Regions from separate parts of the Homo sapiens genome. Here region 2 is linked to region 1. A link is an interaction called in ENCODE POLR2A ChIA-PET data of the cell type or tissue named here. Cell type or tissue: K562. All regions are shown on one strand. Links, peaks and the distances in the headings refer to the core of each region. The heading gives the core; the rest is flanking DNA.

Region 1 (12,725 bases), core at 185-8,184:
GTATAAGCATGTGTGTTATGTGGTTTACTGAGATGAACTCCCCTCTGGTTGGTCCTTCACACGGTCATTTGAGTTCTCTTTCTAAAGCAGATCCAATTGTGTGATAACCCCACATAAAACCCTTGCTGGCAAGTTTTTTTCGGGCCCTTCACAGACTTGTCAATTTGCATGGTCCCACCTGCCAGCACCACCTCTGGCATGTGCCCCAGCTTCAGTCACAGAGGACTGTTTGCTCTTGCAAGAACAGACCAGATGTGTTTCCCAGGTTGCTCCCTCTATTAGCAGCTCCTTAGTGGCCTCACTACCACCCACCCAACATGCATGCCTTTTGCTTGGCAAAAGCTTACTTATTCTTCAAGGATAGGTTTCAGTATTGCCTATAAAATTTTCCCCAAGTTTTGTACAAAGAATTACTTGTGTGGGACTCCATTGGGCTCAACATGCACCTTTAAGAACAGTATTCTCAAATGTGATTGGAGGGAGAAGGGATGAGAAGGATCACAGTGGAATGGTGGTGATATGTAGTTTGAAGATATAGGGTATAGTTTTTATTTTTGCATGTGGAAACAATATGCATATGCATAATATTTGTTGTTTGTGTTAATGCAAACCACAAAAAACAAATCTCAAGAAAATCTTGACAGATGGGAGTATATGAGAAGGGGTTTTGTACATCCTCCACGTGAAGCAGGAGAGGGTGGCGAGTCAGGCCTAGCTGTGGTCCTGGGGGTGAGATGTTCATCTTTGGCAAGAGAACACTGGGTAAAATGGTTAAGTGGCAGTATTCCATCTAGGGACCTACTAAGTGTCCAATAAATGTTTACATTGAAAATGTGAAAACTGCATATTGAGTTAAAAGTTGTATTTCTTAAACAAAACAGGAATAAGGTTTCGTATTAAATTCTCTTTCAGACGAAATGAAAACCTTCGCCGGACAACAGATTGAGCCTCTCTTTCAGTTCTCATGGCTCATAGTGTTTCTTACCCTGCTACTTTGTGGAGGGCTTGGTTTATTGTTTGCCTTCACGGTCCACCCAAATCTTGGAATAGCAGTGTCACTGAGCTTCTTGGCTCTCTTATATATATTCTTTAGTAAGTCTTTGCTTTTTATCTTTTTCAAAAATGGAGAAAACGTTAAGATTCATAGATAAAGAAAAAACATTTTCTTTATCTGTCTTTTAAAACCTGTATGTGATTTTCATAATTGGGTGAGAAAATTGATCTTTTTGCTACTCCATAAATTTTCCTAAAGGAACATTGCTCACAACTTGGCTGAAGTAGCTTATAAACTAATGTACTACTTGTTAATCTTGAAGCAAGAACCTATATTATTATACTTACTCTTTTTGTTAATTAATGATTTATATTTAAATCTTTTTCTGGGCCGGGTGCGGTGGCTCTCACGCCTGTAATCCCAGCACTTTGGGAGCCCAAGGCGGGCAGATCGTAAGGTCAGGAGATCGAGACCATCCTGGCTGACATGGTGAAACCCCGTCTCTACTAAATATACAAAAAAATTAGCCGGGCAAGATGGCGGGCGCCTGTAGTCCCAGCTACTCGGGAGGCTGAGGCAGGAGAATGGCGTGAACCTGGGAGGGGGAGGTTGCAGTGAGCCGAGATGGCGCCACTGCTCTCCAGCCTGGGCAACAGAGCGAGACTCCATCTCAAAAAAAAAAAAAAAAAAAAAATTCTTTTTCTGAAAAGAAGGCTTCAAAGCCATCATTGGTATGCTCTTGAGCATTTTGACCATGTCTGTACTTTTAATTTTATCTAAAAGCAAAATAAAAAAAATATAATATAATCCCTATTCTTGGGGGTGTCTTCAGTTGCAAGAAAGGAAATAGATTTACTGTTAGAGGAACTGATAACCAACTTCACCAGTTGCGAATAGTGATAAACCCAAGATGATTTGCATTTGAATCTGAACTGCAGTTATGTTTCTGTTTAAGGCATGTTTTAGTCAGTTTACTTTTCATTTTTCATATCTTCTGTATCTTAGGGGAGGTTAATGGAATTCTTTGAGGAGTAGTTAGGAAATAGTATGGGACCATAGGAAGCTATGTAAGCTTAGCTCTCATTACTTGATACTTGATCTTTGGAGAAAAGATCTGCTTGACTAGTGACTGCTTTGGATAACTTTTTTAAACTGTGAATTTCAGTTGTCATTTACTTTGGTGGACGAAGAGAAGGAGAGAGTTGGAATTGGGCCTGGGTCCTCAGCACTAGATTGGCAAGACATATTGGATATTTGGAACTCCTCCTTAAATTGATGTTTGTGAATCCACCTGAGTTGCCAGAGCAGACTACTAAAGCTTTACCTGTGAGGTGAGTTGTACCATTTGACAGAAGAAATCTTCAATGAGATTCAGAAAAAAATATTTTTCACTTCGGAAAGTTTATAGGAGCCGGGTGTGGTGGCTCACGCTTGTAATCCCAGCACTTTGGGAGGCCAAGGTGGGCAGATCACCTGAGGTCAGGAGTTCGAGACCAGCCTGGCCAACATGGTGAAACCCCATCTCTACTAAAAATACAAAATTAGCGGGGGCGTCATGGCGCATGCCTGTAGTCCTAGCTACTTGGAAGGATGAAGCAGGAGAATCGCTTGAACCTGGGAGGCAGAGGTTGCAGTGAGCCAGGATCGCGCCATTGCACTCCAGCCTGGGCGACAAGAACGAAACTCTGTCTCAAAAAAAAAAAAAAGTTTATAGAATATAATTTCTCAATGTATGTTCCAAAAAACATTGGAACCTTTTACATACAGAAATAAAAACATGCCCTGGTCAAATACCGTGGGAAACACTTCAGATTATATATCCCTCCTGTACGTTAAAGGATCAGAGGCACCTTTCCATAAAGAAACCTGTTTAACTTTTATTTACCAAATTTTATTTAAGCATAAACCTTTTCTCCCTGTTATGTCACCTGTTACCATCTTTTGGAACACACTTTGAAGAGAGCACTGGATGGAGGAGGGGTCCAGCCACTGGCCTTGGTCCCCAGAGAGCTTCCCGCTGGAGACCTGGCCCTTCCTTATGTGAGCGGTTAACCTGGGGAAACCCAGCTCCCCTCTCTGAGCTGTGCTTTTCTCAGCTCAGGAAATATATTCACATGTCTGTCTAAAATTATTATTCATATTAAGTAGGAAATTTATGAGAAAAAAGAAAAGATGAAAAATGTTTAAGTCCAGGAATAAAGGAAAGGTAGAGGGCTCCAGAGGACAGTGAAATGAAAAAAAAAAAAAGCTAGAAAGTTAAAAGCAAAAGAAATTCAATGGAAGTAAGCAATGTAAGAATTTAAAATGTATTAAGCCAGATGTGGTGGCTCACACCTGTAATCCCAGCACTGTGGGAGGCCAAAGTGGTCAATTGCTTGAGCTCAGGAGTTCAAAACAAGCCTGGGTAAAGGCAAAACCCCATCTCTACAAAAAATAGAAAAATTAGCTGGGTGTGGTGGTGCGTGCCTGTAGTTCTAGCTGCTTGGGAGGCTGAAGTGGGAGGACTGCTTAAGCTTCGGGGGTTGAGGGTACAGTGAGCCAAGATCACGCCACCGCACTGCAGCCTAGGTGACAAAGTGAGACCCTGCTCAAAAAAAAAAAGCATTAAAAGATGAAAATTTTTTAGTTATAAGAAAAAATAAGTGTAATTTAAGATGAAAATAAATAAGCCAAACCAGGTAAAATATTAAAACTGAGTATAAGAGAAAAATAAAGGTAAAAACTTTTAAGTAACTAGCATAGAGAATTAAGTATTAAGAAAAGGATTTAAAAGTGAAAAAGTTAAAAGGAAAACAGAATAAAATAATTGGGGGAATATTTTTACAGAAAATAAGGAAACCAGTCTAAATTAATGAGGTGGTATTTTTTTTTTTCAGTTAGAACAATTAAAGTAGCATCGTCAAGACCACACAGTATATTACAGATTGTATTCTGAGAGCAATGCTTATCTACTGGACTGAGATGAGAGTTTAATTTAGAGATGGAAGGGAGAAAGGAACTAACAGAAATAATAATGATTCAGAGACTCTGAATACAAATAATTCACTTAATTTTGAAGATCAATTGTGAAGAGAATATTTTACAACTATTTCTCAATCCCTGGTAGACGTGGAAGCTATAAATAAAATAAGCCATGCTAAAACTTGAGTTTTTAAATGGTATTACTGGGCTTGAAATTCTTTAATGACTGTAATTAATATTTTTTCAGGGTTAGAGTCTCTTTCGTTGGTGTTAGAAAACTTTCTTGTGCAACTCTTGGTGGCCACATCATGACACGTGTGTCACCTTTTAACCACTATGTCGTGAGATCTGTTGGGGTGTCTTGATACTCCACATCTAAGTTCTGGCGTAACTTTCCCCCGCCTGTCCTTAGTCAGAATTACTTTATATGGCCCTGCACATTTCACTTTTGTTACTGTTTTTTCCTAAGAAAAGTATGTAAGATTTTAGAAGTGGAAGCTACCTAATTACAAATTCTTTTCCCTCCTTGGAATTTAAAAAACAATATTTTGAAAGAGACAAAAAGAAAATAAAGGGTAAGTGATGCAAAGATGACATACATTGAAGTTATTTGTTACTTTAGATAATAAAGTAATGTTTGATTTGTTCTTTTCTTCAAGGTTTTTGTTTACAGATTACAATAGACTGTCCAGTGTAGGTGGAGAAACTTCTCTGGCTGAAATGATTGCAACCCTCTCGGATGCTTGTGAAAGAGAGTTTGGCTTTTTGGCAACCAGGCTTTTTCGAGTATTCAAGACTGAAGATACTCAGGGTAGGATTTCCTTCCTTCCTTCTTTGTGTGTAAGGGATGGGGGTGGGATAGATGTTCAGTTTATTTTCATGAAAACACACCTTGAACATTAGACTCATCAGGTATTGTGACTATAATGTTAGGATTTTCTAGATCCTTGATATGTTAATTATTAAAACCATTTGTTGCATTACAGGTAAAAAGAAATGGAAAAAAACATGTTGTCTCCCATCTTTTGTCATCTTCCTTTTTATCATTGGCTGCATTATATCTGGAATTACTCTTCTGGCTATATTTAGAGTTGACCCAAAGCATCTGACTGTAAATGCTGTCCTCATATCAATCGCATCTGTAGTGGGATTGGCCTTTGTGTTGAACTGTCGTACATGGTGGCAAGTGCTGGACTCGCTCCTGAATTCCCAAAGAAAACGCCTCCATAATGCAGCCTCCAAACTGCACAAATTGAAAAGTGAAGGATTCATGAAAGTAAGCACTCATTGGTTATTAGAAAAAATTGTAATGCGAATATGTTGCCACTGCCATGCTCATTTGGGCTTTAGGAAGTACACTCTCTAAATGTTAAAGTGTTGCATTTATTTTAGTTTAATTTGTTCATTCATTCATTCGTTCATTCAAGACTATAATTTAAGGTAGTTTTAAGTTCACGGTAAAATTTAGAGGGAAGTGCAAAGATATCCCATATACCCACTTCCCCCACACATACACAGCCTCCCCAATTGGCACGATTACCCACCAGAGCAGTACATTTGTTACAATTGATGAACTTAGGCTGACACATCATAATCACCCAGCATCCATAGTTTACAGTAGGGTTCACTCTTGGTGTGGTACATTCTGTGGGCTTGGACAAATGTATAACATGTATCCACCATTATAGTCTTATACAGAGTAGATTTATTGCCCTCAAAATCTTCTGTGCTTCACCTCTTCACACCTGTTCACCCCTCCCTCCACCCTCCTCCCTAACCCCTGGCTACCATTTCTTTTTACTATCGCCATAGTTTTGCCCTTTCCAGAATGTCATATAGTTGAATCATACATGTGTAGTCTTTTCAGATTGGCTTCTTTCACGTAGTCATATGCATTTAAGTGCCCTTCATGTCTTTTCATGACCTGCTAGCTCATTTCTTTTTAGCATGGCTAATGTGCCATTGTCTGGATATATCACAGTTCATTTATACATTTATCTACTGAAGGACATCTTTATTGCTTCCAAGTTTTGGCAAGTATGAATAAAGCTGCTATAAACTTTTGTGGACAGGCTTTTGTGTGAACATAAAGGATTTGAAAACTCCTTTGGGTAAATACCAAGGAGTGTGATTGCTAGATTGTATGATGTTTCGTTTTGTTAGAAACAACCAGACTGTTCTGAGGTGGCTATTTTGCATTCCCACCAGAAATGAATGAGGCTCCTGTTGCTCCACATCACATCCTCACCAGCATTTGGTATTATTGGTGTTCTGGATTTTGGCCATTCTGTTAGGTGTGCAGTGGTATCTTATTGTTTGAATTTGCATTTCCCTGATTACACATGTTGTGGAGCATATTTTCATGTGCTTATTTGCTATCTGTATGTCTTCTTTGGTGAATTGGCTGTGAAGGTCTTGGCTTATTTTTCAGTCAGGTTGTTCATTTTCTTATTGTTGAGTTTTAAGAGTTCTTTGTGTATTTTGGCTAATGGTCCTTTATCAGATAAGCTTTTTGCAAATATTTTGCTCCATTCTTTTGGTTGCTTTTCATTCTCTTGACAGTGTCTTTTGCAGAGCAGACATTTTTGATGAAGTCTAGCTTACTAATTCTTTCTTTCATGGATCTTGCTTTTAGTGTCCTATCTAAAAAGTTAACACCAAACCTACGGTCACCTAGATTTTATCCTCTGTCATTTTCTAGGTGTTTTATACTTTTGCATTTAGGTCTGTGAGCTATTTTGAGTTAATTTTTGTGAAGTGTGAATGTGTCTAGATTCTTTTCTTGCTTGCTTTCTTGCTTCCTTGCTTCTTTTCTTTTTTTTTTTTTGTTTCCAGTTGTTCCAGCACCATTTGTTAAAAACGCTATTTCTTGCATTGTATTGCCTTTGCCGCTTGTCAAAGATCAATTGACTATATTTGTGTAGGTCTGTTTCTGGGCTCTTTCTCTTTGTCTGTTCGTTTGCGCATACCACACTGTTTGATTACTCTAGCTCTATTTTCTTGAAGTTGGGTAGTGTCAGTCCTCCTATTTTGTTCTCCTCCTTCAATACTGTGTTGGCTATTCTGGGTCTTTTTCTCCTCATATGAACTTTTGATTCACCTTGAATAACTTGCTGGGATTTTCATTGAGATTGCGTTAAATCTTTAGGTCAAGTATTGAGTCTTCCTACCCATGAACATGGAATATCTCCTCATTTATTTAGTTCTTCCTTGATTTCTTTCAAGAGTTTTGTGGTTTTTCTCATATAGATCTTATACATATTTTGTTAGATTTATACCTATTTCGTTTTTTGCAGTGTTAATATATATAGTAATTGTGTTCTTAATTTCATGTTTGACGCTGATATATAGGAAAGTGATCAACTTTTGTATTAATCTGAAATCTTGCTATAATTGTTTGTTAGTCCCAGGAGTTTTTTTTCATTGTGGTTCTTTCGGTTTTTCTACATAGAGAGTCAAGTCATCTGTGAACTAAGACAGTTTTCTTTCTTTCTTCCCAGTCTTCATACCTTTTATTTCCTTTTTGTTTGTTTGTTTTATTGCATTAGTTAGGACTTGCAGTACTATGTTGAAAAGGAGTGGTAAGAAAAGGGACAATCTTGCCTCGTTCCTGATCTTAGTAGATGTTTTCATGTTCTCACCATTAAGTATGATGTTAACTACAGATACTCTTTATCAAGTTGAAGAAGTTCCTCTCTATTTCTAGTTTACTGAGAGTTTCTACCATAAATGGTGTTGGATTTTGTCAAATGCTTTTGCTTTATCTAATTATGCAATCATGTGATCTTTCTTCTTTAGCCTGTTTCTTTTTTTTTTTTTGAGACGGAGTTTTACTCTTGTTGCCCAGGCTGGAGTGCAGTGGTGCCATCTCAGCTCACTACAACCTCCACCTTACGGGTTCAAGTGATTCTCCTGCCTCAGCCTCCCAAGTAGGTGAGATTACAGGCATGCAACAGCATGCCCAGCTAATTTTGTATTTTTAGTAGAGACGGAGTTTCACCGTGTTGATCAGGCTGGTCTTGAACTCCTGACCTCAGGTGATCCACCCTCCCTCCTCGGCCTCCCAAAGTGCTGGGATTACAGGCATGAGCCATTGTGCCCAGCCTAGTCTGTTGAAGTGATGGATTACATTAATTGATTTTTGAATGTGGAACCGGCCCTACCTACCTGGCATAAATCTCACTTGATTGTGGTGTATAATTCTTTTTATACATTTTGCATATGATTTTCTAATATTTTGTTGAGGTTTTTTGCATCTATGCTCATGAGATATTTATTGGTTTGTAGTTTGCTTTTCTTGTCAAGACTTCGTCTGCTTTGGGTATTAGGGTGATGCTGACTTCATAGCATGAGTTAGGAAGCATTCCCTTTGCTTCTGTCTTCTGAAAGATCCTATGTAGAGTTGGTATAATTTCTTCTGTAAGTGCTTGGTAGACTTCATTAGTGAACCCTCTGGGCCTGGTGCTTTCTGTTTTGAAAAATTATTATTGATGCAATTTCTTCAATAGATATAGGCCTGTTCTTGTGAATTTTGGCAAATTATGTCTTTGAAAGAACTGGTCTGTTTATCTAAGTTATCAAATTTGTGGGCATAGAGTTGTTTGTAGTATCCCTTTATTATCCTATTTTTGTCCATGAGGTAGGTCTAAAGTGGTAGCCTCTCTTTTATTTGTTGTTTTTCTGAATTTGTGTTTCCTCTTCTTTCATCTTAGTTAGTCCAAGGCTTATTGATTGTGTTTATCTTTTGAACTAACTAGCTTTTGGTTTCATTGTTTTATTTCTGTTTTAGTTTTTATTATTTCTTTTCTTCTGATTACTTTGGATTTAATTTGCTCTTTTTCTAGTTTCCTGAGGTGGAAGCTTAGATTATTAATTTTATTTTATTTTTATTTATTTATTTTTTGAGACAGAGTCTCACTCTGTTGCCCAGGCTGTAGTGCAGTGGTGCGATCCCAGCTTGCTGCAATCTCTGCCTCCTGGGCTCAAGGGATCCTCCCACCTCAGCCTGCCGAGTAGCTGGGACCACAGGCTACACGCCACCACACCTGGCTAATTTTTGTAGATATAGGGTTTCACCATGTTCCCCACACTGGTCTCGAACTCCTGAGCTCAAGCGATCCACCCACCTTGGCCTCCCAAAGTGCTGGGATTATAGGCATGAGCCACTGCACCCAGCCAGATTACTGATTTTATATCTTTCTTCTTTACGAATATATGCATTCAGTGCTATAAATTTTCTTCTCAGCTGTTCTTTTGTTGCGTCCCACAAATTTTGATAAGTTGTGTTTCCATTTTTATTTAGTTCAAAATATTTTAAAATTTCTCTTGAGACTTTTTTCTTTGACCCATGTGTTATTTGGAAGTGTGTTTTTAAATCTCTGCATGTTTTGGGATTTTCCAATTATCGTTCTGTTTTTGACTTCTAGTTTAATTCCACTGAGGGGAAGACATTGTATGCATGATTTCTATTTTAAATTTGTTATGGCGTGTTTTATGGCTCAGAATGTGGTCCATCTTGGTGAATGCTTTATGTGAGTTTGAAAAGAATGTGTATTCTGTTTTTTTTTCTTTTTTTGGATGAAATAAGTGTAGGTGTCAGTTATAGCCAGTTGATTGATGGTGTTGTTGAGCTGAACTGCGTCCTTACTGGTTTTCTGACTGCTGCATCTGTCCTTATAGAATGGTATTGAGGTCTCAAGCTATGATAGTGGATTTATCTATTTCTTCTTGCAGTTCTGTCAGCTTTTGTCTTACATATTTTGATTCTCCTTTCTTAGATATATAAATGTTTAGGATTATTATGTCTCCTTAGAGAATCAGCTCCTTTGTTGTTATGTAATGCCCCCCTTTAATATATATATATTATATATATATAATAATTAATATAGTTACTCCCCCTCTCTTTTGATTGGTGTTGGTATAGCTTTCTCCATTCATTTACTTTTAATCTACGTGTGTCTTTTTATGTAAGGTGGGTTTCTTGTAGATAACATACAATTAGCTCTTATTTTTTGATCATCTCTGACATCTCTTTTAATTGATATCTTTAGAACACTGACGCTCAAAGGGATAATTGGTTTTGATGGATTAATATCTATCGTATTTGTTACTGTTTTCTATTTGTTGCTTGATTTTTGTTCCTATTTTTGTCTTCTACTCTTCTTTTTGTCTTTTATGCTTTTATTGAGCATTTTTTTATGATTCCATTTTCTCACCTTTCTTAGCATATCAGTTGTACTTTTTTTTAAACTGTTTTTTTTGAGTGGTTGCCCTAGGGTTTGCAATATGCATTTATAACTAATCCAAGCCCACTTTCAAGTAATACTATATCACTTCTCAGGTAGTTTATCTTATAATAGCAAAATAATCCTAATTCCTCTCTCCCGTCCCTTGTATCATTGTTGTTACTAATTTCATTTACATTTATAAGCATACATAATATGTACATTATACACACACACACACACCCCCCACCACACACACACACACACACACAGACACACACACACATATATAAGCTTACGTAATCAAGGAGTGGCCACTTCCAAAGTGTTTACATATATGTAGAACCAGAAACCAGCAGTCCTTTTATTTATTTTGAGTTCTATTCCAGATTTTTCCAGTGGAAATACATATTTGGAGTGAGAAACATCATAACAGTAGCATGTTTTTATAAAATAGACTTTTATAAGTTATTCAAAAGAGTTAGCAACTACTGTCTAATAATATAAGTTCCTCTAGAGCCCAGTAAAGATATCTGTTTTTAAAAATAGCAAATTGAACCACCAAAATAAATAATACAGGATTTTCTTTTTCAAAGTGAAAGGTCAGATGCCATCAGGGAGCCAGCAGCAGTGTAGTGCTTTGATCATTTGGATTTGCATCCAGATCTGAATCTTTTCACATTCAGAGCCTCTAATCTTGGCAAGTTAGTCACTCAACCCAGTTTGTTCTTTTTAGAACAGATATGGTAGTGTCTATCCCACAGTGTCATTCTGAGGATCAGCTGCTGTAATTTATGTGTAGTCACTTGGTAAATTGTGAAGCACTCGCTCTTATTTTAAGTGGAAGCACAACTGGCAGCAAGGACTTTGAATGTCTTCTGTTCCTATTAGATGACTTTCTATCACGCTTTCTAAGAAATATGTTTAAGCTTCTTGGATCTTCCTTCAGTGCTTTCTATACCTTCCTTTGCAATACAGGTTCTTAAATGTGAAGTGGAATTGATGGCCAGGATGGCAAAAACCATTGACAGCTTCACTCAGAATCAGACAAGGCTGGTGGTCATCATCGATGGATTAGATGCCTGTGAGCAGGACAAAGTCCTTCAGATGCTGGACACTGTACGTTTGCGCCACCTCAAAAGCCACCATTGTTATGTTGTGGCACTTGAGAGAATGTTTGACTTCACAAATATCTAAAAATAGAACGGAATTGGTTTTTGTTTGAGTAGTTCCTATTTTGTGATTTTTCTTTTGTAAAAACAACCATTCTTTATACAGAAATGTAGCAAGAATAAATGTTTAGTCACAAAGATATTTAAATAATTTTAGCTTAGTGGCACTGTGAGAAAAATGAATAGAGCATCTGTATTCATGAATGTTTCTCATGTGCATTGATTTACCTCTTTAGCAGACTGTAAATGTCTGAAAGAAGGACAATATTAATTTTCTTTGCAGGTTTTATCTATGTCAGATGACAACAAACCTAGATTGAGCTGTCAGTAAAATTTGCTTTTGTGCAGAGTAAGTTTTGATGAAAAGAAATAGTAGTTTAGAAATATTGTCACCAAAAGGTAGCACATATTTTGAAGAGATGCCTTATTCTTTTGGACAATTTAAAATGTATGTCACAACTGTACATTTCTTCTGCCACAGGTCCGAGTTCTGTTTTCAAAAGGCCCGTTCATTGCCATTTTTGCAAGTGATCCACATATTATCATAAAGGCAATTAACCAGAACCTCAATAGTGTGCTTCGGGATTCAAATATAAATGGCCATGACTACATGCGCAACATAGTCCACTTGCCTGTGTTCCTTAATAGTCGTGGACTAAGCAATGCAAGAAAATTTCTCGTAACTTCAGCAACAAATGGAGACGTTCCATGCTCAGATACTACAGGTAAAGCTCAGGCTCCTAAAGTACTTTGAGTTTGAAATAGTTTTGTAGTTTCTTTATGGCGACTCTCCTTTTTACCTTGAAAAATATTGTTGTTGTTTCACATTTCTTTAAATATCATATACAACAGAATTTTGGTGTAAGTGATGCTGTCTTGATAAATTATTTAAGGGATACAGGAAGATGCTGACAGAAGAGTTTCACAGAACAGCCTTGGGGAGATGACAAAACTTGGTAGCAAGACAGCCCTCAATAGACGGGTAAGATGCCATTGGCTTCGAGCTGTATGTTTGTATTGCTATTCAATTTAATACAAATAAAGATGATGCCACTTAAATAATACTTTGTAAATATTGCATTAAACGCTTCAAATAAACATTATCATTGAATTTCCTTTCAGCTTCATGTGTTTCAGGGAATGTCTGCACCTAGAACCCTAACAACTGTACTTCGTATAGGGGTCCCAACCTGTTCTCAGCCCAGGTGCTGCTCCTGATCCCTGGGATCTTAAAGCTTGCCAAATGATTTCATCCAGGGTTGAGAACCACTCTATTCATTCCTGGTCAGGTTGAGCTATGCCTGTTGCCACCATAGCAGTAGGGGAGAAAGGTTTGTAGTGTGAGAAAACTCCTGGCTTTGTCTTCCTGTTGGC
Region 2 (8,000 bases), core at 1-8,000, 110 kb before region 1:
CAATATCCCTTAAGACCTGGAGCTCATAAAGGATTGCAAGATATTGTTAAACGTTTCAAAGCTCAAGCCTTAATAAGGAAATGCAGCAGTCCCTGCAACACCCCAATTCTAGGAGTACAAAAACCGAATGGTCAGTGGAGACTAGTGCAAGATCTTAGACTTATCAATGAGGCAGTAATTCCTCTATATCCAGTTGTACCCAACCCCTATAACCTGCTCTCTCAAATACCAGAGGAAGCAGAATGGTTCACTGTTCTGGACCTCAAGGATGCCTTCTTCTGTATTCCCCTGCACTCTGACTCCCAGTTTCTCTTTGCCTTTGAGGATCCCACAGACCACACGTCCCAACTTACGTGGACGGTCTTGCCCCCAGGGTTTAGGGATAGCCCTCCCCTGTTTGGTCAGGCACTGGCCCAAGATCTAGGCCACTTCTCAAGTCCAGGCACTCTGGTCCTTCAGTATGTGGATGATTTACTTTTGGCCACCAGTTCAGAAGCCTCTTGCCAGCAGGCTACTCTAGATCTCTTGAACTTTCTAGCTAATCAAGGGTACTAGGTGTCTAGGTCGAAGGCCCAGCTTTGCCTACAGCAGGCCAAATATCTAGGCCTAATCTTAGCTAGAGGAACCAGGGCCCTCAGCAAGGAATGAATACAGGCTGTACTGGCTTATCCGTGCCCTAAGACATTAAAACAGTTGCGGGGGTTCTTTGGAATCACTGGCTTTTGCCAACTATGGATCCCCGGATACAGCAAGATAGCCAGGCCCCTCTATACTCTAATCAAGGAGACCCAGGGCAAATACTCATCTAGTAGAACGGGAACCAGGGGCAGAAACAGCCTTCAAAAACCTTAAAGCAGGCCCTAGTACAAGCTCCAGCTTTAAGCCTTCCGACAGGACAAAACTTCTCTTTGTATGTCACAGAGGAGCAAGGATAGCTCTTGGAGTCCTTACTCAGACTCGTGGGACAACCCCACAAACAGTGGCATACCAAAGTAAGGAAATTGATGTAGTAGCAAAAGATTGGCCTCACTGTTTACGGATAGTTGTGGCGGTGGCCGTCTTAGTGTCAGAGGCTATCAAAATAATACAAGGAAAGGATCTCACTATCTGAACTACTCGTGATGTAAATGGCATACTAGGTGGCAAAGGAAGTTTATGGCTATCAGACAATTGCCTACTTAGATACCAGGCGCTACTCCTTGAGGGACCAGTGCTTCAGATATGTATGTGTGTGGCCCTCAACCCTGCCACTTTTCTCCCAGAGGATGGGGAACCAATCGAGCATGACTGCCAACAAATTATAGTCTAGAGTTTTGCCGCCCAAGATGACCTCTTAGAAGTCCCCTTAGCTAATCCTGACCTTAACCTATATACTGATGGAAGTTCATTTGTGGAGAATGGGATATGAAGGGCAGGTTATGCCATAGTTAGTGATGTAACCATACTTGAAAGTAAGCCTCTTCCCCCAGGGACCAGTGCCCAATTAGCAGAACTAGTGGCACTTACCCAAGCCTTAGAACTGGGAAGGGGAAAAAGAATAAATGTGTATACAGATAGCAAGTATGCTTATCTAATCCTACATGCCCATGCTGCAATATGGAAAGAAAGGGAGTTCCTAACCTCTGGGGGAACGTTCCCTCCATTAAATACCACAAGGAAACCATGGAGTTATTGCATGCAGTACAGAAACCCAAGGAGGTGGCAGTCTTACACTGCTGAAGCCATCCAAAGGGGAAGGAGAGGGGAGAACAGCAGCATAAGCAGCTGGCAGAGGCAGCAGAAAGGAAAGAGAGAAAGAGACAGAAAGTCAGAGAAAGAGAGAGGATGAAAGAGAGACAAAGAAGGAGACAGAGAGGAAGAGACAAAGATGGAATCAGAGAAAAAGAGAGAAAGAGACACAGAAAGTCAAAGAGAGGAAGAGACAGAGACAAAGAAGTCAAAGAGAGAAGTAGTAAAGAAAAAACAGTGTACCCCTTTCCTTTAAAAGCCAGGGTAAATTTTAAAACCTATAATTGATAATTGAAGGTCTTCTCTATAACCCTGTAACACTCCAATACCACCTTGTTATCAGTGTAAACAAGGGCATAGCCCGAAAGCACTGAGGCCACTGACAGCCCGTAGCCTTCCTATCAAAAATCCTTAACCCAGCAGGTTTCCTAACGGGATCTAAATCTTAATTATCATACAAAGGTCCCATCAGGCATAGGAGGAACTCCCTTCAGGACAGGAGATAGATGGTTCCTCCCAGGCGATTAAGGAAAAAGACACAATGGGTATTCAGTAAGTGATAAGGAAACTATTACAGAAGCAGAGTTAGGAAAATTGCCTAATAATTGGTCTGCTCAAACGTGTGAGCTGTTTGCACTCAGCCAAACCTTAAAGTACTTATAGAATCAGGAAGGAGCCGTCTATACCAATTTTAAGTTAATATGGACTGAACAAGGTCTTATTAATAGCAAAGAAAAATTAAAATCCCAAACTTAACAAGGTTTTCAACTAAAGTAAATTTTGCTAAAAGTTAACAGTGTAACATGCATTATCCTACTGCCACACACTCTCAAAGGATTTCTCAGACAGTTTGCAGGAAGTGACGAAATCTATCCTTACTCTACAATCCCAAATAGACTCTGGCAGCAGTGACTCTCCAAAACCACCGAGGCCTAGACCTCCTCACTGCTGAGAAAGGAGGACTGTGCACCTTCTTAGGGGAAGAGTGTTGTTTTTACACTAACCAGTCAGGGATATTACGAGATGCCACCCGGCCTTTACGGGAAAAGGCTTCTGCAATCAGACAACACCTTTCACAACTCTTTTTTTTTTTTTTTTTTTTTGAGACGGAGTCTCACTCTGTCACCCAGGCTGGAGAGCAATGGCTCGATCTCGGCTCACTGCAAGCTCCACCTCCCGGGTTCACGCCATTCTTCTGCCTCAGCCTCCTGAGTAGCTGGGACTACAGGTGCCTGCCACCACGCCTGGATAATTTTTTTTGCATTTTTAGTAGAGATGGGATTTCACCATGTTAGCCAGGATGGTCTCGATCTTCTGACCTCGTGATCCGCCCGCCTCGGCCTCCCAAAGTGCTGGGATTACAGGCATGAGCCACCGTGCCCGGCTCCCTTTCACAACTCTTATACCAACCTCTGGAGTTGGGCAACATGGCTTCTCCCCTTTCTAGGTCCTGTGACAGCCATCTTGCTATTACTTGCCTTCGTGCCCTTTATTTTTAACCTCTTTGTCAAATTTGTTTCCTCTAGAATCGAGGCCATCAACCTACAGATGTTCTTACAAACGGAACCCCAAATGAGCTCAACTAACAACTTTTCTGGAGGACACTACAGCTGCAGGGCCCCTTCTTCGCTCCTATCCAGCAGGAAGTAGCTAGAGCGGTCATCGGCCAAATTCTCAATAGCAGTTGGGTGTCCTGTTTAGAGGGGGGATTGAGAGGTGAAGCTGGCTGGGCTTCTGGGTTGGGTGGGGACTTGGAGCACTTTTCTGTCTAGCTAAAGGATTGTAAATGCACCAATCAGCACTTTGTATCTAGCTAAAGGTTTGTAAATGCACCAATCAGCGCTCTGTGTCTAGCTAATTGGGTGAGGACTTGGAGAACTTTTGTGTCTAGCTCAAGGATTGTAAATGCACCAACCAGCACTCTGTGTCTAGCTAAAGGATTGTAAACACACCAGTCAGCACTCTGTAAAACGGACCAATCAGCACTCTGTAAAACGGACCAATCAGCACTCTGTAAAACGGACCAATTAGCACTCTGTAAAATGGACCAATCAGCACTCTGTAAAATGGGCCAATCAGCACTCTGTAGAATGGACCTATCAGCACTCTGTAAAATTGACCAATCAGCAGGATGTGGGTGGGGCCAAATAAGGGAATAAAAGCAGGCCAGGTGAGCCAGCAGTGGCTCCCGCTAGGGTCCGTTTCCACGCTGTGGAAGTTTTATTCTTTTGCTCTTCACAATAAATCTTGCTGCTGCTCACTCTTTGGGTCCCCACCGCCTTTATGAGGCGGTAACACTCACCATGAAGGTCTGCAGCTTTACTCCTGAAGTCAGCAAGACCACGAACCCACTGGGAGGAATGAACAACTCCGGACGTGCCGCCTTTATGAACTGTAACACCACGAAGGTCTGCAGCTTCACTCCTGAAGTCGGGGAGACCACGAACCCACTGGGAGGAACGAACAACTCCAGACGTGCCGCCTTTAAGAGCTGTAACACTCACCGTGAAGGTCTGCAGCTTCACTCCTGAAGTCAGCAAGACCACGAACCCACCAGAAGGAAGAAATTCTGGACACGTCTGAACATCAGAAGGAACAAACTCCGGACACACCATCTTTAAGAACTGTCACCGTGAGGGTCTGTGGCTTCATTCTTGAAGTCAGCGAGACCAAGAACCCACCAGTTCTGCACACAATCTGATAGCCACAGGTGTGCTTGTCATGTCCATCACTCCTTTTTAGAAAGTATTATTCACGTTCAGAGTCTAATTGTAGATGTGTTTCTGTGTTCTCTGAAATGAGTCATGGAAGGCCCCCCTTGGCCCTTCATTATCTTCCCCGCACATGGCGCCCAGCAACTGTGTTGTAAATAGGGTCGATATGAATCATTCAACTGCCTGCAAGTAGTGGGCCTTTATCCTGGCCCATTCTGTGGGAGTGTCTCCCAGCCCTTGACCTACGTTTGATTACAGGAAACATTCCGTTTAGCTGCCACTAATGTAATTCAAGTTACCAGGAGTAAACAGAGATGGATCTATTTATGGTTTGCTTTGTCTGTTCCCCACCCTACCGAACCAAGCCTTTCTCCCTGAATGTATGTGTGTTCACAAAGCAGTGTGGTACAAGGTTCGTCAGAAACATGCAGTGTTGTTCTCACTCATAAGTGGGAGTTGAACCATGAGAACACGTGGACACAGGGAGGGGAATATCACGTATCGGGTTCTGTCGGCGGGTGGGGGCTAGGGGAGGGTTAGCATTAGGAGAAATACCTAATGTAGATGAGGGGTTGATGGGTGCAGCATACCACCATGGCACATGTATACCTATGTAACAAACCTGCACGATCTGCACATGTATCCCAGAACTTAGAGTATTAAAAAAAAAAATGCAGTGTTTTCCTGAGGCTGAGAAGCTGGTGACAGGCCTGCAGGGCCTCCTTGATGTGTGCCCTCTCACCTGTTCTTTCTTCTTCAGTTCTGCTGCTTATCCCAGTGTCTCTCCTTGGAACATCCTTCCAGCCATATCTGCATGTCCAAACTTCTGCAGTCTTAAAGGCCCAAACTAAATGACTCTTGTTTGAAATGCATTCCCTCAGCTCTCTCTGTGCAGACCTTCAAATAGCTCACTGGGCAGTGGATACTTTGTTATGTAGTTTATTCACATACCTTTCATTTCCTGTTCTCAAGAGAAAGCTTCTCCAGGAACAGCACTTCCCTTTTGATTATTAGGTCCCTTCAGCGCCACTGGCTTCTTAGCAGTTCTGGCAGTTACTATGCAAAGGTGTGAATGGGAGAAGGGACCCAGCTCCTATTAAACATCTGCTGTGTCTCAGATACTATTGAATTTAATCCACACAGTGGCATTATTATCACTTGTGTTTTATAGGTAACCGTTTTGAGAAAAGTTAAATAACTTCCTTGTTTTCCACAGCTGATGTGGGGTCAGGATTAAGTGTTCTGACTCTTATGTCCAGCTGCCTATGTACCCTGCTGTCTAGGGCCTCTTGTGCCAAGCGTGCCTGAAGCTGCAGTGCTGTTTTCCCTTCTCAGTCAGCTTTCTCCTCCTAGTTAGTTACCCTGGTCAAAAACCTTGGTGGTTCCAGGTATGAAACCCCACATTGGATACATTATCGAATCCCATTGACTTTCCTTTCAGAATAGATCTAGAGGTGACTTCAGACCTCCTGTGCTGTTACCCTGGTCTGAGCCACCATCTCCCCCTGCCCACCTCCCCTGCCTCCTCCCCCACCCCCTCCCCCTGCCTCCTCCCCCACCCCCTCCCCCTGCCTCTGGTGCCCCCACAGTCTTTTTTCAACCTAGAGTCAGAATATATTCTTTTAAAACCAAGTCACTCTTTTGCCTAAAATCCTCCAGTAGTTTCCCGTGTCACTCAGATCCAAGCCTGTGTCCTCGCTCTGCAGAGCCTGCTGGATCCGGTGTCCTGCTTGCCATCTTTAGCTTCTGTTCCTGTCCTCCTTGCTCATCACATTGGCCTCCGTACTGATCCTCCAACATGCCAGTCACACTTCTTCCTGGGGCTGTTGAACTTACTTTTCTCTCTTCCTGGAATATTTTTACCCCAGGCCTCCACAGAGCTTGTCCTCTATTTCACTGTCATCTTCTGGGTGAGGCCGGTTCCCACCTGTGTTCTGTATTCCTTAGGCCCCTTACCCTGCTTCATTTCACTGCCCAGGACTGGCAGCATCTGACACACTGTGTCTTTTACCTGTTTATTTGTTTATAATCTGTCTCTCTCCAGTACAGTATAAATTTCATAGCAGCAAGGACTTGGCCTGTCTTGTTCACATTGTATCTTTGGCACATAGAACAGTACTTGGTGCATCGTAGGTGCTCATTAATTAAATACTTTTTTTTTTCTGAATGAAGCAGTAAGTAAATGAATGAATGGATGACTAAGACCAATGGACTTTTCCATTATCTCTCACTTTGTATTCATTTGGTGTTAGGTAAGTGGGGTTACTTGGTGTCAGTGGATCTTGTTTGGTTGAAAGGGTACTTGTACACTTAGGATAACTGAGGTGAACAGTTAACAGTTTGCCTCCGTTGCTGGGTAACACATGTCCTGGTGGCAAGCTGTTACCTAGTAGATGCTTTTAGTTGATTTGTAGCATTAATATACAGACTTCCCTTAAGCTTAGTGGTCTCCCAGAGATAATGGAACAATCATGAAAGTAATTGTTCATTTTTAGCATTCATTATCTTGTAATGTTTAACTACATTTGAGTTTTACTGTGTAATAGAACCAAATCCTACTATTCTTGTTCTTTGTAGAGAAAAAAGTGTGTGAATATATTTTTTAACTTTTTCATCCTTTGTTTTATTTCAGAAAGTCTGGAGTTTTTACTTCAGCTGAATTTTTTAATATTAGCTGAAACTGTTACATCAGTTGAAGTATTACTTTGGACAGTTATATTTCATATTTTCCCACATTCTTAGCAGAGTATCACTGGAAGGAAATTTCGGTAATACCACTTAAATATACTAATGTTGTCCTATAGAAGGAAACGGAAGCTCCATCCTGAGGCCCTGACCTCACTCTGGAAGTTCCAAAGCCTTCTGCCTCTCCTACCTTCTTCAGCTTCCCATTTCCATCCTAGGGAAACAGGAGGTTCTTTCCAATTCGTGTCAAGGTATCCCAGACTTTCCTAGGGCCCAGGAAGTGGTTAGATACTGAAGCTCCATTAATACAAAGTCAACAGATATTTAATAGTTAAAATGTCAGTAAAGATGTAAGTGAAATAGTTGTGTGAATCACCCTAATTGTCCTGAACCAGAGATTTATGAACAAAATATGCTGTTAAGAAAGCCCACTGCAGTTACCTCCCTGTGCACCATTGCACTGTTTTTGTTGTAAATGCTTCCTGCACAGTCGTTCCTGCTGCGGAAGGGTGAGATATGCCCTTTCCCATCAGTCTTTCTTGTCTCCCAGCCATATACCTGCTGCGTTGGACTCATATGTCTGTTTTGCCCTCCAATTTGCATTTCTGAGCTCTCTTTAATCTGCTCATCCCTTACTGAACTTTTCCTATAATCCTTTCTTATTTTCATCCATAACATACTCCTGCATAGTTCCCTATGATAATTTTGTCTTCTGTCTTTCTGTTTCTCCATGTGCTACGCACCGGCTGATGGGTTGGACCAGAAGCCTTGGGACTGCCATCCACTTAAAACAAAGGGAATGTGTTGAGCTAATGACCATCAGGAAATGAAACCAAAATATGATGAAGCATTTCTATAAACCAGTCACCACAC

Evidence for each region. ChIA-PET counts read pairs that join two places held together with the same protein. Peaks named below come from ENCODE experiments on the same cell type or tissue, not always from the same donor. Only the 100,000 strongest peaks of a DNase experiment are listed, where the experiment ranks them.
Region 2: POLR2A ChIA-PET joins it to region 1 with 6 read pairs; 2 of 35 experiments call an interaction of 5 or more read pairs at or near these places.

What each region holds. Positions count from the first base shown.
Region 1 is chr2:8,778,247-8,790,971 of GRCh38, reverse strand. It overlaps KIDINS220 (kinase D interacting substrate 220), which reads left to right. Exons shown (of 30, transcript NM_020738.4): 14 at 913-1,092; 15 at 2,160-2,325; 16 at 4,615-4,766; 17 at 4,942-5,231; 18 at 11,158-11,298; 19 at 11,833-12,076; 20 at 12,245-12,333. Among named protein-coding and RNA genes, the nearest start is that of KIDINS220, 53 kb to the left of the region's middle. In K562, for the core only: no CTCF peak of the experiment used is centred there; no DNase peak of the experiment used is centred there.
Region 2 is chr2:8,891,070-8,899,069 of GRCh38, reverse strand. The region is part of intron 4 of MBOAT2 (membrane bound glycerophospholipid O-acyltransferase 2); the gene reads left to right. Among named protein-coding and RNA genes, the nearest start is that of KIDINS220, 57 kb to the right of the region's middle. In K562, for the core only: no CTCF peak of the experiment used is centred there; DNase peaks (open chromatin) are centred at 3,928 and 4,589; H3K4me3 peaks cover 192 bases.